Linked DNA regions of Mus musculus: all the other regions are linked to region 2. Evidence: chromatin loops called from intact Hi-C (ENCODE). Cell type or tissue: gastrocnemius. All regions are shown on one strand. Region 1 overlaps Gm34922 (a long non-coding RNA gene). Region 2 has its middle 5.7 kb from the start of Got1. Region 3 has its middle 14 kb from the start of Gm4311. Region 4 overlaps Slc25a28 (solute carrier family 25, member 28).

Region 1 (4,000 bases), 97 kb after region 2:
AGAGGTCCTGAGTTCAATCCCCAGCAACCACATGGTGGCTCACAACCATCTGTAATGGGATCTGATGTCCTCTTCTGCTGTGTCTGAAGACAGTGACGGTGTACTCATATACATAATAAATAAATAAGAAGCATCTATGGTGCTAGCTTCCCCACAGCAGGATGGGAGGCTGAGACAGGAAAATCCCGGAAGCCTCGGGCCTCACATATGCAACAATGAGCAAGAGATGTTGACTCAAACAAACTGGGAAGTGAGACCCAATATCTGAGGTTGTCCTCTGATGTCCTGTGTGCCCCATGGCATGTGATCATGCTCACACGTAAACATGCACACACACACACACACACACACACACACACACACACACACACACACAAGATCATAAGAATCACATTTATCTTTGAATAGAAGCCAAAGATCCTTTTCTATACCAACCATCTTGTCAAAGATCATTGTCAAAAAGCTGTATGGATTGCAAAGTGCAAAAGAAACAAAGGGAGATTCTCTTCCAATTGTCCTGAAGGGGCGTCTCGGGGTGTCAGCTGCCAGGAAAGGTCAAGTGATAGACCGTGAAGGTGACTTCTCTTATCCTCTGCCTTCTTTTCAGACTTCCCTCTATCCACTCCCTAAACAAAATTGGAGGTCCAGAGGAGGTACCTCATTTCTCAAGACATACAGGCAGTTCATTCAACCTAATTGTTAAATGCAGTTAATGTATAGCACAAGATGTATGTCTTCCTGTAGTAGCTACGAGAACTTAAACAGCTTAGTAAGACCTACTCGATACCTAAGTGCAATTTATGACCTCCGGGAGATGCTAGGACGTTTAGCCACCACTCATTTGCCAGGTGGTCAAAATCAGATCCAGCCCCAAAGTCTATAGATTACATGTCAGATCCACATCCCCATGCCATAGGTCACTCTAATGGAGGGGCAGGGATGGGATATCCACACAGGCTTTCCTTTCAGCACTTGTGTGCGTGCAGGGCCTTACTCATTGACACTGGACAGCCACAAACAGCTGCTCCCCTTCCCACAGCCCTCCAGCATTCTCTTCTGCTGCAATAAGTCACGTGACTTCTTTTCCAGGGTATGCACTGATTTGCAATTAGCAGGCCTTTTTTTTTCCCCCTGCTGACTGGCTTTGAATTTATTAAACAGTGAACTCCCCAGAGCACTTTAGTTTTTGCTGTTGTTGGTGGTAATGATTTTAACAGCACCTAGTCTTTATGTGTTCCACTGTACCCAAGCAACACAGTTTCAGTAAGCTCGGATCTCCTCCTTTCGGTGGGTAAAAGTGTCACTGAGCATTCGGGGAGGACAGGACATCTTCACAGAGAACATCTCCCTCCTTCTGTGATGGGAAGGGGTGGGTGACTCGTGATTTTTCACAGGATGCTGCCAGTCTGATGGGAGTGGTCAGGATAGACTCGTAGGAAAAGATGATACTTGAGCCTGGTGTCTAAGGAGGAGCTAGGGAGGTGTATGCCAGAGGTAAGAAAGCTATACTAGGTCTGTAAAAAGAAAGGTGGGGAGGGAAAGAAGTGGGGGTGATTAGGTCTTGTTTTGACTGTGAGAACAATTTTCTTTGCCTTTAAACTAATGTTAGGAAGATTCACATGCAAGATCTCACTCATATGCAAAATCTAGAAAAATTTCAACTTTTAGAATCAGAGAGTAAGAAGGGGGGTCCAGGGCCAGAGTTTGAGGTGATGTTGCTCAAAGGACTCAACATTGCAGTTAGGGGAACTGAGTTTGAGGTATCTGTGCAATGCAGGCACGTTAGTTGCTAACGAGTATTGCATTCTTTCTATTTTTTGCCTGCACGTGTGTCGATGCACCATGGAGGCCAGAAAGGGGTTGGCAGAGTTGTTGGCACACCTGGGCCCAGAGTTACTGACAGTTTGTGAGCGGCCATGTAGGTGCTGGGAATCAAACGCAGCCAATGCTCTTACTTGCGGAGCCATCTCTCTAGGTCTAGCATACTAATTATCTTGAATTAGTCATTCCAAAACATATACACATATGATCAAATCATGTGTGCCATAAAAACATATGGTTTATTTATTTGTCAATTCGAGCAACAATTTGAAATAAACTTTTCTTTTTCCATTTATGGGTGTTTTGCCTACATGTATGTATGTATGTATGTATGTATGTATGTATGTATACTGCATACATGCAGTGCCTAACAAGGCCAGAAGGGGGCATTGTGTCCCCTGTAAGTGGGATTACAGTTGTGAGCTGCCATGTGGGTTCCAGGAGTCAAACCCTGGTTCTCTCAGAGGGCAGACAATGCTCCCAACTGCTAAGCCATCTCTCCAGACACTTAAATAAATTTTTATTGTTAAAGTAAATTTATTAAGAGGAGGGAGGGGAGAGGAGGAGCAAAGAGAGAGTGCGAGCGCGCACATTAGCATATATGTCCCACAATGCACATGGAGAGGTCAGAGAATATCTTGAGGGAGTCACTTTTCTCCTTCCACCATGTAATTCCTGGGTAATAAACACAGGTCATCGAGTTTGGGGACAAGGACCTTACCTGCTGAGCCACGTTGTCAGCCCGATTTTAAAAATAACCTTTGTAGGAGTGAGAAAGGGCTGCAGAAGATGAGCAAGAGCATCAGGCCTCTTCGCAGCATCTGCTTTTTATCCCTGTCCATCTCAACAGCTTAAAACTTAAAAATCTGTTAACTTTAGCCAGCCGCGGCAGTGCACGCCTTTAACCCTAGCACATGGGAGGCAGGGACAGGCAGATCTCTTGATTTTTAAGTAAATCTTAATTTGGGTTGTTTCCTTTAATTAATTTTCATTGGAGGAGCAGCAAAGTTATCCTGTGAACACTAAAATCAGAAAAAATCAATGGAGGCCTGACAGGAAGGCCACCCTCTCCTCGCATCTGTCCCCCTCAGCCTCCTCCAGGTCGTAGAGGCACTGCCTGGCCTAGGGGCTGGATCAGAAGTCTGGAAATCACCTGTGGTCGCCCTTACCCTGTGTCTAGTTCAATTCTATGAGCTATCATTCAGTTCTGTGGCTTGCACTTTGTATGCACTCTGGGATCCATCAACGTACTCTCTCCTCCCAAACCCACTTCTCGGTGGCCACTTTAAAATGATTATCTTTGTGTGTGTGTGTGTGTGTGTGTGTGTATTGTAGTGTATATATGTGAACTTGTTTGTAGTGTGTACCTGGTGAACACATGGGCACACACTTGTGGTGGACAGAGGTTGGCATCAAATGTCTCCTTCAATCTCTATCCACAGGGCCTGAACTTGGAGCTTGCCAATCCTGGCCAGGGAGCCCCAAAGATCTGCTATCTATCTCTGCCTCCCCAGTGCTGAGACTACAGATGTGTGCTCACCTTTTTACCCACCCAACCCTGAGACAACCTCTAGGCTCTTAGACAAAACAAATGAGTGTGTGTTTCATGGAGATTGGAGACAGGTGGAGGAGGAGGGAGGAAGACAGGATTGATTGTATTGAGGGCAAGCTAAGGGGACACCTTCTTATTGTTCTGCTATTAGACTCCTTTGGAAGACAGGAACTACACTGAAGTTCCCATCTGAGATGCTTTGTGCCCAGTAGGCTCTCAGGAATCCCAGCTGGGGACCATGCATGTGGGCCGTCAGATGCCCACCATGTCAGTTACAGAGGCTCTCACGTGTGTCCACACCCTGGGACACCTTTGGAATGTTGGTTCTCTGAATAACCCCCGTCATTCACACCCTACAGCCGCACTCAATCTGTCCCAGTCCCCGTGGCCCCTCACCCTTTGCTTGCTTTCAGATCTGGCAGAAACAAAGCCCCAAATACATGACCAACTGGCATACGATGAGTGATTAGCCCCCTGTCTGGAAAAGGCTGGGGTGAGGGCCTTTCTGTGCTAAGTGCAGTAACCCTAGCCCTCACCCAGTAGTAATTCTAGATGGTGGTAGCCGGGGCTGGGCATAGATGGGCAGTGTGAACAGCCAGCCTGAGGAGGGAGGTGCTCAGCCCACGT
Region 2 (4,000 bases):
AGTCCTGGACTGGATACTCACATGTGCAGGTTTTATTTAAGGCTCAGAAGACCTTTATGTTCCAAAGATATCAACAGGCCCAAGTGCAGTGAATGCTACCCTCTACTGTTGACTGTAATTAACTCCCCGGCACCATTTAGAAATCGTTGTGCCATGTAATTTTTGTGTTTAAGAAGTATCTTAAGTACAACAGTTAAAAGCCTGACCTCTGGAAGTGGATTTCCTCTGCGTGTCTCCGTTTCCTCACCTGCAATATGAAGGTAATAATAGTTCTACCCCAGGGGGTTGTCAAGAAGATTAACTTGTTTAATGCAGTTGAGCGGTTCCGTGTGAAAGTCCTTTGAATTGTATCTCATAAGAACTCAGCAGATGCTAACAGTGTCCATCAAGTGTTAATGAGATTCGTCATCACCTCTGATATCACCAACTCTGCTTTGAGAGTCCTTTAGGCTTTTTATTGAACGATGAGCAACCCAGGTGAATTATATCTAAGCTTGGATTCAGAATGAAATTCCAGCTTTGCTCTGGGTGGTAGTGGTGGCTAACCCCAGCACTCGGGAGGCAGAGGCAAGTGAAGCTCTGAGTTCAAAACCAACCTGGTCTACAGAGCCAATTCCAGGACATACACTGGAAACCTTGTCTCGAAAAACAACAATAACAACAACAACAACAAAATTCAGCTTTGCCTCTTACTAGTTTTTGAGACACTGAGTTACTTAATGTGTCTGAGTTCTGCTGTTCATATCCGTTAAGTTGTAGCATATAGACGTGTGCACAGTTAGCACATGGGTAGAAGTTATTATTATTGTCATAGAGGTTACACTTTAGTCCCTAGACAGCTGGAAGGTAATGGTTGAGCTCTCTTTGAAGTCTGTTTGATCTGGCCTCTTAGTGGGTATGCACTCTGAAATATTTTCTAGACGGAGAAGGGGCCAGGTGTGGCGGTACATGTCTGTAATCCCAGCACTTAGAAGGCGGAGGGAGAATTTGAGGTCAGCCTTAGCTACTTAATAATTCTAAGAAGTTTTTGTAAAGATCTGTAAGTGCTAGAAAACAATTAAAGAAAACAAGATAATATATTCAAAAATGAACTAAAATATGAACATGGTAATAATAGCCTTTTATATCTTTCTCCCCAAGAGAAAAAAAAAATGTCTTAGAAACCATCCCATAATTCTCCTAACATCTGGGGGGAACCTTCATTTCCACTTGCAACTTTTTAATACAGTTCCTCATGTTGTGGTGACACCCAACCATGAGATTATTTTGTACTATTTTGTATTATTTCTATTATTATATGTATAAATGTAATTTTGCTACTGTTATAAATTATAATGTAAATGTCTGATATGGAGAAAGACCCTGAGGGACTAAGGGGTCTTCACCTACAGATTGAGAAACCACTGACTTAAAACAGCAAATAAAAAAACATTAAGAGCCGGGCATGGTGGCACGCGCCTTTAATCCCAGCACTCGGGAGGCAGAGGCAGGTGGATTTCTGAGTTCCAGGCCAGCCTGGTCTGCAAAGTGAGTTTCAGGACAGCCAAGGCTATACAGAGAAACACTGTCTCAAACAACAACAACAACAACAAAAGAAAGAAAGAAAGAAAGAAAGAAAGAAAAGAAAAGAAAAGAAAAATATTAAAAATACATAAATCACGGGGGCTGGCAAGATGGCTCAGCAGGTAAGAGCACTGAGTTCAAATCCCAGCAACCACATGGTGGCTCACAACCACCCGAAATGAGCTACAGTGTACCTATTTAAAATAATAAATAAACCTTTGGGCCAGAGCGAGCAAGGAAGCCAGTGGGACCAATGAGAGCGAATAAATAAATTTTTAAAAAATACATAAATCACAAAAAGAATACTAAGCAAAAAACAAACAAACAAAACAAAACAAAAACATTTCAGAATGGGCCCCGTGTCTACGTAGATCTGCTCATTATAGATGCAGTGTCTTACTGCTAACGTCATGCCTCCTCGCCTCCTCCTCCTCCTTCTTCTCCTCCTCCCTCCTCTTCCTCTTTTGAGATTTCATTTCTTGTTTTTTCATGAAGATGCTCCTGCAAGCATGTGCTCAAAGTTGCCACAAGAGGGCGTCGAATGCCTTGGAGTCGGGCGTACAGGCAGGCTGGAAAGGAGTCTCTGGAAGCTGAGCCGCCTCTCCAGCCCCAGTGACTTCCATTGTATCTCTCCGAGTTGTGTCCTTTCCCCTCTGTTTAGTTAGACATGACCTCAAGTTGTAAGCTTTGGTACAAGGTGGACGCAAATGAAAAGGGCACACTCAATGTCTTTGCCAGAAAACAGTGTTTTAACTCCTAACTTCTTAAGACACTATAACCGATGGCTTGACTCTTGCTCAAAGCCAGAAGAGACAAGCTTCTAACATTTCAACATCTGGCAGTAGAGGGCAGCACTACCCTTTTTTTGAGAAATGTTGAGCATCTAGGGAAAAGGGGAAAGGCTCCCAACCGTTTTGTTGTTGTTGTTTTAATTTTACTTTATCCATACAAGTTCTTTTTAAAATTTATTTTTCTTATTGCTTATTGGTCTTATAGAAGGAATCCCATATCTTCTATTTGCTTAATAATGGAAGACCGAGTACTTAGTGAAAACCAGAGTTTTCAGGTGTTCTGCTGGGTGTGCTGTCTGGCAAAGGTAAAAAGTGGCTCAACCTTAGGCAGCCAGATAGCAGTCTTCTATGAACACAGTAAACGCTCCTGAACTTTCTAGATCGTCTTTCTGAAGCAGGATGTGGGTTTTTTTAATGTGTGTAAATCATATGCTCACAACCCTGATGATGGCTTCTAAATTCTTACTCACTGACTTCATTCCGCTGTGTCAGTGTTCATTTCTAGCGCGTTTGGGGCGGATCAGGGCAAATGCAGACGTAGGCCAGGTATTGTGACTTTAAGGAACGATGTTCCACAGGGTGGGGGAGGGACTTCTTTGCTGAAGCTTCGGTTGCCTGACAGCTGTGCGTAAACAGCTTGTGTGCTCGATCGATTCTATTACACTATGATTTGAATTTCTCTAAGCAATAAAAGGGGGGGGGTCTGACTTTTGTGCTAAGTGTAGCTCAATCTCTTTGTCAGGAGGACACGGAGGAGAGAATAACCCTAATTTTAGAAAATATATAGCAGAAGTGTTCTTAGTATATTTGAGTTCTATCCTGACCCTGGAAAGATTTTTTGGCAACGAATCTTCAGTGCAAACTTAAACAACCCTCCTGAGGAGAAAGTGGTGGCAGACATTAAGTCTAGCCCCAGCCCTGCCTTGTCAACTGGGCGAATTATAACTTCTGAGCCTGTTTTCCTCCGCTCTTAAGCAGAGATGCCTCAGGATTTATTAGAAGAGCTAATTCAGAAAGTGGCATGGCTCAGTGGTTAGAGCACTGGCTGCTGCTCTTCTAGAGGATCCTGGTTCGATTCCCAGCAGCCACATGGCAGCTCACAACTGTCTGTAACTCCAATCCCAGGGGATCTGATGCCTTCCTCCGGCCGTTGTGAGCACTAGGCACACACGTGGTACACAGACATACATGCAGACAAAACACCCATACACATAAAAATAAATAAATGAGCAAAAATTTAATTGCTTTAAAAGCTATTTAGATACCTAACGAGTTTTTCTATCATTGTAGCCCAAAGAGGTCAATACTGTTCTAAACATATAAGACTTTCTGCTTCTTCTCATCTGGTGTCTTTACATTGCCTGGATTGCTAGTTAATTGTCATGTAACCTTAACTATCTCCCTAACTTGATTGCTAGTTTCTTAAGACCCAAAACCATTAGACCTAACTCTCTGCATGTTCCATGACAAAAAAAAAAAAAAAAAAAAAAAAAAAAAGGTATTTGGTGCCTAATTTGAACATAAATATTTGTTGATTGATTAAAGACAAGCTCTTTAAAATTACATTAATACAAAATTAGCTCTTTTGCCGTGTTTTTGTTTTTTTTTTTAAGTAACACTATCTTGACCATTTTAAGTTCACTATA
Region 3 (4,000 bases), 130 kb after region 2:
TGTCCTCCCTAGCTGGACTGGGACAGAGAAAGCTGCAAATCATACCTCTCATCGGTGGGTGCTCCCTGCTGCTCTGCACTGCTTCTGAGCCTTTTCCCAGGTGGGACCCCGTCCGGCCCTCGGGGCATCTTCATCTCTGTCTTTCTGACAGAGAAACTTAGTTGTAGAGGTTTCTTGCTCCTTGTTGGCAGATGGAGGGAGCCATCTGGTGTGCCCGGTTGCGATAAGTGTGTATTTAATGAACAAAGGGACTGAGGAATGACTAACAGCTCATCTCTAAAACTTTAGCCAAAGCAATGTAGAAGGAAATTACTGCTCTATTTAATAGTCAAGTTCTCGGTCTGAGGTATAGCTCATGGCTTAGCACTTGCCTAACATGAGCAAGGCCGTTCAGTCTTGTGGTGAGTGGCACCTGCATATAGCATGCGTTTACACACATGGACTTTGGACACAGATGGAAGAGAAAAGACAAAATACTAATATAAGCAGTAAAATAAAAGAGTTGCTCTTTAAACTATTGGTTATACTCATTATACTTTCTATGATATAGCCTCATTATTTGTGAGTTTGTTAATTTGTTTTTGGGTTAAAGTCTCAAGTAACACAGACTGGCTTGAACTTGCTGCATACTGAAAGGTGACCTTGAGGTCCTTATCTTCTTGCCTCCACCACCCAAGTGCTGTACCGCCATGCTGACTGTATCCAGGCCGGAAGCTGTAACCCTGAACTTCTGGCATGGTAGGCAAACAATCTACCAACTGAACTACAACCTCCCTGGGATACATCCATTTTAATAAGAAAAGATACATGTGTAACACATCTCTGTGTATATAAATACTGTAGTTTTTAAGATGCCCTCTCCTACTTGTTAGTGGATTTGAGAGTAGTTTTTTTTTTTTCCAAATCTCTGTGTAGCAAAGGAAATAAATGGATTCCCTAATGCCCTACAAAACAGTTTATATGATTGGAGGGGGCAGAGACAGACAGACAGACAGACAGAGAAATTTGCAGTTTCGTCATATCCACATACTTGTAACCATGTCCCTCTTTCCCATCCCTTGCCAGTCCCTCTGTGTGGCCTCTGCTCCATACAGACCTGGAAGATTATACATGAAGAAACCCAACGGTCCATGGTTTTCAAGGCGTCACAGTGCTGAGACTGTCACTGCTGTCCCCAAGGGACTGTGCATTTGCCCCATAGGCAAGACAGCAAGTTCCTTCCTGCCCCTCACAGGGTCTCACTGCATAGCCCAATTCTTCTGCCTTAGCCTCCCTAAGTGTTGGGGTTACAGGCAAGTACCACCATGCCCAACTGTACAGCAGCACATTTACCTCTCCTCTGAGCCTCTTAAGACAGGAGGCATGGCTGCTGCTCCAATGGAAAGGCCAGGGTGAAGAAAGCAGATGTCTCTCGCAGGGTGAATGATGCGCAACACATCTAATGCTGGACACAGGCAACTTCAAGGCAGTCCTTTAAGAATAGATCCTGTGCTATGCTCCTTAAAGCTCTTTGACCTTGTCCTGTCCAAGGATTAGAAAGAGCTCTCCCAGGTATCATTGGGTTTCTTTGCTGGGCCACAAGACTGTAGAACATGTGAGTCCGGAGAGGAGAGGGGTGCTCTGGGAGAGAGGGGGAGCTGCGGTGCACATAAACTGATATATGTTCATTTGAGATCTGGGCCTACCAGAGACTTCTCTGAACCTAATTCCTTATTTCTAACGTAGCAACACGCCTGATGCTTTAGGGATTTGGACCTCGAAAAATGCTGTGGAGATTGATTTTTCTCAACAAAATGCTTATTGAGCTTGTTGTCAGGCCCTCTCTGTGCAGCAGACAGAGAGGTCCTAGGCCTCACGTTGAGGAGAAGAGCCGAGTCTCGGACAGTGATACACGAGAGAGAAAGACACAGGACACATGCTCTGGATGGAGGGTTGGAAGGGTTGCCATTTCAGAGAGAATTCAGAAAGATCACTCTGGAGTTAAGAGCATGAAGATGTGAGAGGGACGTGGCGCCACCTGCAGGACAGCAAGCAAAACGGAAGAGTTGTGTAGAGAAAGACATGCACCCCTTGTCTGGCCTCCCTGGATAGCACACATGAGCAGTTAGTTAGGCCTTTCCAGATGATCATCCTTTGTGGGTCTCTTGACTCTCTAGACAGCAAAGTGGCTGTTACAGAGATGTAAGTCTAACATTCGACATGCTTAGAGGCCCTGGGATCCCACTCAGGAGAGCCAGTCCAGGAGCAGCCCGAAAGAAAAACATCAAAACCTCCTTCAAGCCTCTGCTAGAGCGAGGAGCCCCTATTCTGCATGACCTGTTTTCAGGCAGCCTCTTGCCTGGGCCCTGAGTTTCCACAAGCAGAGATGCGAGCTGCAGAGCCTTGGGAACTCTTGGCTGGAACCCTGCTCTACAGCTATGTCCTTGCTATGATGATTCAGGCATGTTTCTTGCTTTTTAGATTCTTGGTTTTATCTCTATCTATCTATCTATCTATCTATCTATCTATCTATCTATCTATCTGTCTGTCTGTCTGTCTGTCTGTCTGTCTGTCTGTCTGTATTTTCACATCAGGACTGTGTTGTAAGAATGAACAGGGCCCAGAACATAGTGTATGTGCAAAAGTTTAAGCTATAGACTTTGAGCTAGGCACGTTGGTACATGCCTATAATGCCAGCGCGTGGGGGAACTGAGGCAGGAGGATTGCTGTTCATGGCTAGTCTGGATTATCAGTCAATTGCAGCCTAGATTGAGCTGCGCAATGAGACTCAGTATCAGAACAAGTGTGCTAAACAAAAATCAAACCACAGACTTTATAAATGTTTTTCCTTTGCCTACATTCCAGAAGCCTGGAGGTAGTAGCATGCGCCCAATACATTTGGTGTAAAAATGGCCCAGAGCATTTCATACTCAGAGTTGTTACTGCTAAGACAAGGCTATTCTTACCTGGAATGTGCTCTTGGAGGGCTAGAGCTGTCTGTCTCTGAACACCTGTGAGACAAGCTAAATCCCTCATCTAAGTCCTTGCTCCGAAGCGTTTTAACGTCTTGTTCTCAGATGGAAGCCGTGTCAAGCCATTAACTTGATACAAACAGGTACCAAGCCTGGTCTTTGCCTGAAGCCAAGACGCTGCACTAACTTCGCACCCAGCTTGGCCATCTTCCAGCTCCCGGGAACAGGGTATCCACTAGACCCGTGCGGCCTTGGGCTCACGGAGCCCCTACTCAGAACCTGCTTCGGCCAGGTGTCAGCATGGAGTGTGCAGCTTCGGAAAGTCAAAGCAGCTCAGAACCTGAGAACAGGGGCTTTTGAGAGGAAAGGGAGGCATGGCTGTGACAGAAGAGCAGGTGGCCTTGGGGTGGCTTGAGGATCCTAACAGCCAGCCCACTCACGGCTGGAGCAGGCTGGTGAGGGGAGTTGCTACCTAAGAGTTGGCAGACATCTATGGTGGACAAGGACAAGGCTCCTCCCATGTTGTCTCCTCCTTGCTTGTCCTGACTCCAAGTGCCACCAGCATTTCTTCTCCTTTGCTGAGACCTGACCCCAGCAGGGAGTAACAAAGTATCATTTTAGGCCTATAGGTTACATTTTCTGATTTTGATAAATATGTTGTGGTTATGCAAGAGGAAGCTTTTGTTTTTAGGAAAACCAGATGAAGATGTTTATGGACAGCAGGATGGGGTAGGGGTGAGGATATAAATGGATGGATGAATCTAAAATAACAGACTGAAGCTGGGTCTTAGTGGCATAGATAGATCTGTGATCCCAGCTACCTAGGAGGCAGAAGCAGAATCACAATTCAAGGCTGTCTGGGCTGTAGAGTGAGTTCAAAGCCAGCCTTTGCAATGAAAGCACCCCACCCCCACCCCTGAATCTCTGACTGACTCTCTCCCTCTCCATCTCTCTGTGTCTGTCTCTGTCTCTGTCTCTCTCTGTCTGTCTCTCTCTCTCTCTCACTCACACACACACACACACACACACACTCCTAAAGCCTGGGAATA
Region 4 (4,000 bases), 140 kb after region 2:
TCTGCATCAGTCTAGAGCAGGTCGCCAGGCCCAGGGTGGAGACGGTGGCAGAGGTACTGCGGTGGGCTTTGCTCAACTTGCAGAGAGCCCAGGAAGAAAGACAACAGTGGCGACAGATGTTGGCAAGAACTAGTGTTAGCCAACTACAGCCTGGAGCAAGCTCTCTCCCTCCTTCCAACTCCTCTTGAGACTGGAGTGTGCCAGCAGCCAGAGAATGTGCTGGAAGGGCAGGATGCAGCCGTGCGGTCGGACCCTGGTCCACTCAGCATCCCTTCACTTGCCTGCCCTCCATTCCTCTTGCCGCTTTGTGATTAGGTATTTGAAAAATTCATACACAGACCATGCGATGGCTGTGGAGGGGATCTGGTAAATGACTCTGGCCTGCACCCCTCGGAAGTAAGCAGTCACCCCGCCTACTTGATAGACCGTCCTGAAGGCACTAGCCATGCCTGTGATGTGTCCAGTAATGTTTGAGTTCAAAGCCAGGGATTCCTGGGTGTTGAGCAGTGTTTTACAAACGTCCAGTGGGGTTGTGGCGGCGGCAGCTACTGCTCCTGCGCAGGCCCCACAGAGCACATGGGAGCTGGGGTTGTACCGTCTCTGGGGGTTAAAGTGCTCTTGCAGGAACTCATAGGTCATGAAGTGAATGGCTTGGAAGGGGACATTCATGGTCAGCTGGGTCGTGTAGCTGCGGTAAAAGGCCCCGGCCCCTTCATTTTGCCACACTGCCCGAACACAGTCTGTCACGCGGTGGTACGGCGAGTTGTACATCTGCATCCTCTGCTTGACGACTGAGAGCCACCAGGAAGGAGAAGGGGAAACGGGGCAGCAACCAGCCAGCGACAGAGCATCCCAATTCAGGGTTTCAAGTCAGCAGATCCGTCAATGTGGTGGGAAGAAAACAAAGGATGGTGAGTTTCCTAAGAGTCTGTATTTCTCTTATTGTAGTGAGAAGGAAGGAAAGGGTTAGTAAGAAAAATTCTAAAATGAGCCCACTCCTAGTAGGAATTCTTTAAAACCAACCAGCTAACACCCAGCATATCTATAGTTCAGTAATCCCGGAGGGAGGGTCTCTGTGAAATGAAGAGCTTAGTATTATCTTAACCTTTCTCAACCACAGATGGCTCAGTGGCAGTGCACACCGTAGTGAGCAGAGCCCTCAAGTTCCGTCCCTTTGGTATGATGGGAACCCTGAACTCAAAACTGAGACTGGAGGTGAAAGAAGAAAGAAAACGCTGCCATGAAAAACCACAGTTCTGATTTGAGAAGCGCTGGCTTCAGTTCCTAGCATTCCCTGTTCCCTTAGACACATAACATGGCTTGAGTTCTGTGCACCTCTAGCTAACTTTAGCTGTTTACATCCCAGTCTTGCCAGACCTACTAAGCTGAAGAAACATGGCCCCTAACCGTTGGCTGATCACCTCAATTCTCACCGAATGTTTTGGGAAAATTTCTCTCCACCCAAAAAGCTACTACCCTAGTAGCAAGAAAGGGTTAAAGTATACAATTTGGTCTTTCCCTTTTGTCTACATTCCAGTATGTGCAATACTTTATATTTTAAAATTATAAATTTTAAAAGACCTACATTCTTTGAAGAAACACAAAATAATTTGAAACAAATCAGAGATCAAATATACTACAAAGCAGACTTCTAGGAAAGGCCAGGCTAAGCCAACAGAGCCGTCACTTATTCCAAGAAAGCCCTGAAGATGAATTAAATCCCAAAGACTATGCTGCCTCAGTAACAGAGGCAAGCCCCCTCAAGTCCTGAACATGCGGAGGGAGGGAGCGCCATCTAGTGGTACAAATAAGAGGATTTGCCACAAAAATTGTGCCCCGGTTTTCTTTGCGAGACAGAACCAGAACCAGAACCAGGCATGAAGACTCAGCTGCCCAGAAGACGGCTGAAGGATCTTTACCTTCCGCTGGATTCATGGCTGCATCATGAAGTAATGTCGCCACACATCCGGCTGCACCTGCAAAGGAGAAAACAACTGCCACATGTCAGGCCGAGAGGGGGAGCGATGCGCTGAGGCCCCAGGTGAAGGTGAGTGACTCACAGGTTAGGGAAGGAAGGTTAAGAGTCAGTCCAAGAGGTGGTTTCAGAACCCACTGCTCCTGACTCCTGCTCCCAGAAAGGAAGGTATACCCCTCAATTAACAATGTCATCACTGCACATTCCATATCTGACAGGAAGGCCCGAAAAGAGCAAAGATGAGAGCCCAGGTGTTTTCAGTAGGGGAGTCTAAGAATAAATGCAGTTATGTCCTGGCAGGAAGCAGATGCACTTCTGGCGAGGCATGCCAGCACAATGGCCACCGGTGCAGGGAGAAGGGGGGGCAGATAGTCGGAACCTCATAATCTAATCTGCTGCTTCTCTGACTGCCTGCAAGCTGCCCAACCTATCTCCAAATCCTATCGTTCTATCGCTGGCCCATCCAGACCTTCCCTTTTGGCCCTAAACCACTATCCCGACTCTACACTCAACATGACTCTGTCTTCAACCTTGTATTGCTATGTCTTCATTTCCACCCAACGCCTAAAACATCTGGCTTCTCCAAACAGTCCCTTGACCCCATCCCCATCCATTTGTCAAGGCTTTGTCGTGTCCTCGACGACACCAGTGCCTCTGGTCAGGTTGGACCCTGAAAGGGTGAGGGGAAGAGCTGGGGCTCCATTAATGACATCCTTGAGAGTAGCTGGGTCACCTCCAATCCTGCCCTGAGAAGTAGGGTACCACCCAACTACCAAGAAATACATAGTGGGGGAGTTCAGTGTGTCTCCACATTACCAGGCATTCGAAGCTGATGCCAGGGAGATGAGAGGAAAGTCAAGCTGGTGGTAAGGGAGGACACTGTGACCTTTGCTGAGGCGCCCCATAGGAGGAGTGGGGTTGAAGCAGCCCGCTGTCCGAGCACGTCAGGTTTGGAGGTCCCTCCCCTATAATCTGGCCTACCCCAGCCCAAAGCTGCAGCTCCAAACCATGCGAGGCTGGGAAGCACTGACAGCAGCAAAGCCTAGAGAGTTTGGGAAGTGGGGACCAGCACAGGAAGGCTCAATACCATTGGCAATATGGCTATTGCCCCCTGGGTGGATTACGTCACTCAATGTCTTTTTTAACTTTTCGTAGCAGGCAAAATAGAGGGCGTGGGCAGGCCCCGCGCCTGTTGCTGTGACGTTCAGCCCCCGCATGGGCCTCCACAGGCCCTCTGTCCTCATGATTCTCCAGAGAGCCTCCAACACGTTCCGATAGCGGGCGGCTGGGTCAGGCTGTAGGCTCTGCATCCGGGTCTGAAATTACAGCAAAAAGAGCAAAGGCGGCGATTGTAACTTCTCATCTACCCCATCCCTCCGGCCCCAGGCACAGGGTAAGCCTGTGGGAGTGACATTGGGCGCCCAGCCTTTACAACTTCCCGAATCTATGAGTCATCTTTCCAAGCCTTGGACCTTTCTTCCTCTAGTCATCCACAGCCAAAAAGCAGAACACCATTACATCCCTAGAGAACACTGCCTATTGGCAACACTCTGCAACTCCAAAATGACCCAGTGCCCCAGTGATAATACCAAGTCTGAGATTCCCAAAGTTGCTGTTTCACCTTAATAAACTCACCTAAGTTTAGAGATCAGGCTAGAGAGCTGGTGCAGTCATTAAGAGCATGTACTACCCCCCACTTTAAAAAAGATTTATTTATTATATATACAGTGTTCTGCCTTCATGTATGTCTGCAGGCCAGAAGAGGGCACCAATCTCAGTCCAGATGGTTGTGAGCCACCACGTGGTTGCTGAGAATTGAAATCAAGACCTCTGAAAGAGCAATCAATGCTCTTAACCATGGAGCCCTCTTTCCAGCCTGCACGTACTACTCTTACAGAGGGCCTGAGTTCAGTTCCCACGTTGGGTGGCTCACAATCGCCTGTAACTTTAGCTCCAAGGGATCTTTTCTGGAAATACTCTTTTCTGGACTCTGTGGTTATTTGCATTCATACATTCATTCATACA

The links. Hi-C counts contacts between places; a loop is a spot of excess contacts. Peaks named below come from ENCODE experiments on the same cell type or tissue, not always from the same donor. Only the 100,000 strongest peaks of a DNase experiment are listed, where the experiment ranks them.
Region 1: a loop joins it to region 2, with 4 times the contacts of the local background. A loop is called at or near these places in 23 of 42 quality-filtered maps.
Region 3: it touches region 2 in a loop (3-fold over the local background); 20 of 42 quality-filtered maps call a loop at or near these places.
Region 4: it touches region 2 in a loop (4-fold over the local background); 22 of 42 quality-filtered maps call a loop at or near these places.

The regions. Positions count from the first base shown.
Region 1 is chr19:43,625,338-43,629,337 of GRCm38, forward strand. The region is part of intron 1 of Gm34922 (a long non-coding RNA gene); the gene reads left to right. Among named protein-coding and RNA genes, the nearest start is that of Gm34922, 11 kb to the left of the region's middle. In gastrocnemius, a CTCF peak has its summit at 2,204 (motif pointing right); no DNase peak of the experiment used is centred here.
Region 2 is chr19:43,528,283-43,532,282 of GRCm38, forward strand. No RefSeq gene overlaps it. Among named protein-coding and RNA genes, the nearest start is that of Got1, 5.7 kb to the left of the region's middle. In gastrocnemius, CTCF peaks have their summits at 107 (motif pointing left), 2,099 (motif pointing right) and 2,362 (motif pointing right); DNase peaks (open chromatin) are centred at 2,115 and 2,377; H3K4me3 peaks cover 3,702 bases; H3K27ac peaks cover 3,514 bases.
Region 3 is chr19:43,653,924-43,657,923 of GRCm38, forward strand. No RefSeq gene overlaps it. Among named protein-coding and RNA genes, the nearest start is that of Gm4311, 14 kb to the left of the region's middle. In gastrocnemius, a CTCF peak has its summit at 2,022 (motif pointing left); DNase peaks (open chromatin) are centred at 2,005 and 3,160.
Region 4 is chr19:43,663,853-43,667,852 of GRCm38, forward strand. Slc25a28 (solute carrier family 25, member 28) reads right to left here. Exons shown (of 4, transcript NM_145156.1): 2 at 3,063-3,291; 3 at 1,920-1,976; 4 at 1-791. The coding sequence ends at 274. Among named protein-coding and RNA genes, the nearest start is that of Slc25a28, 9.0 kb to the right of the region's middle. In gastrocnemius, CTCF peaks have their summits at 1,798 (motif pointing left) and 3,750 (motif pointing right); DNase peaks (open chromatin) are centred at 1,820 and 3,761; H3K27ac peaks cover 1,353 bases.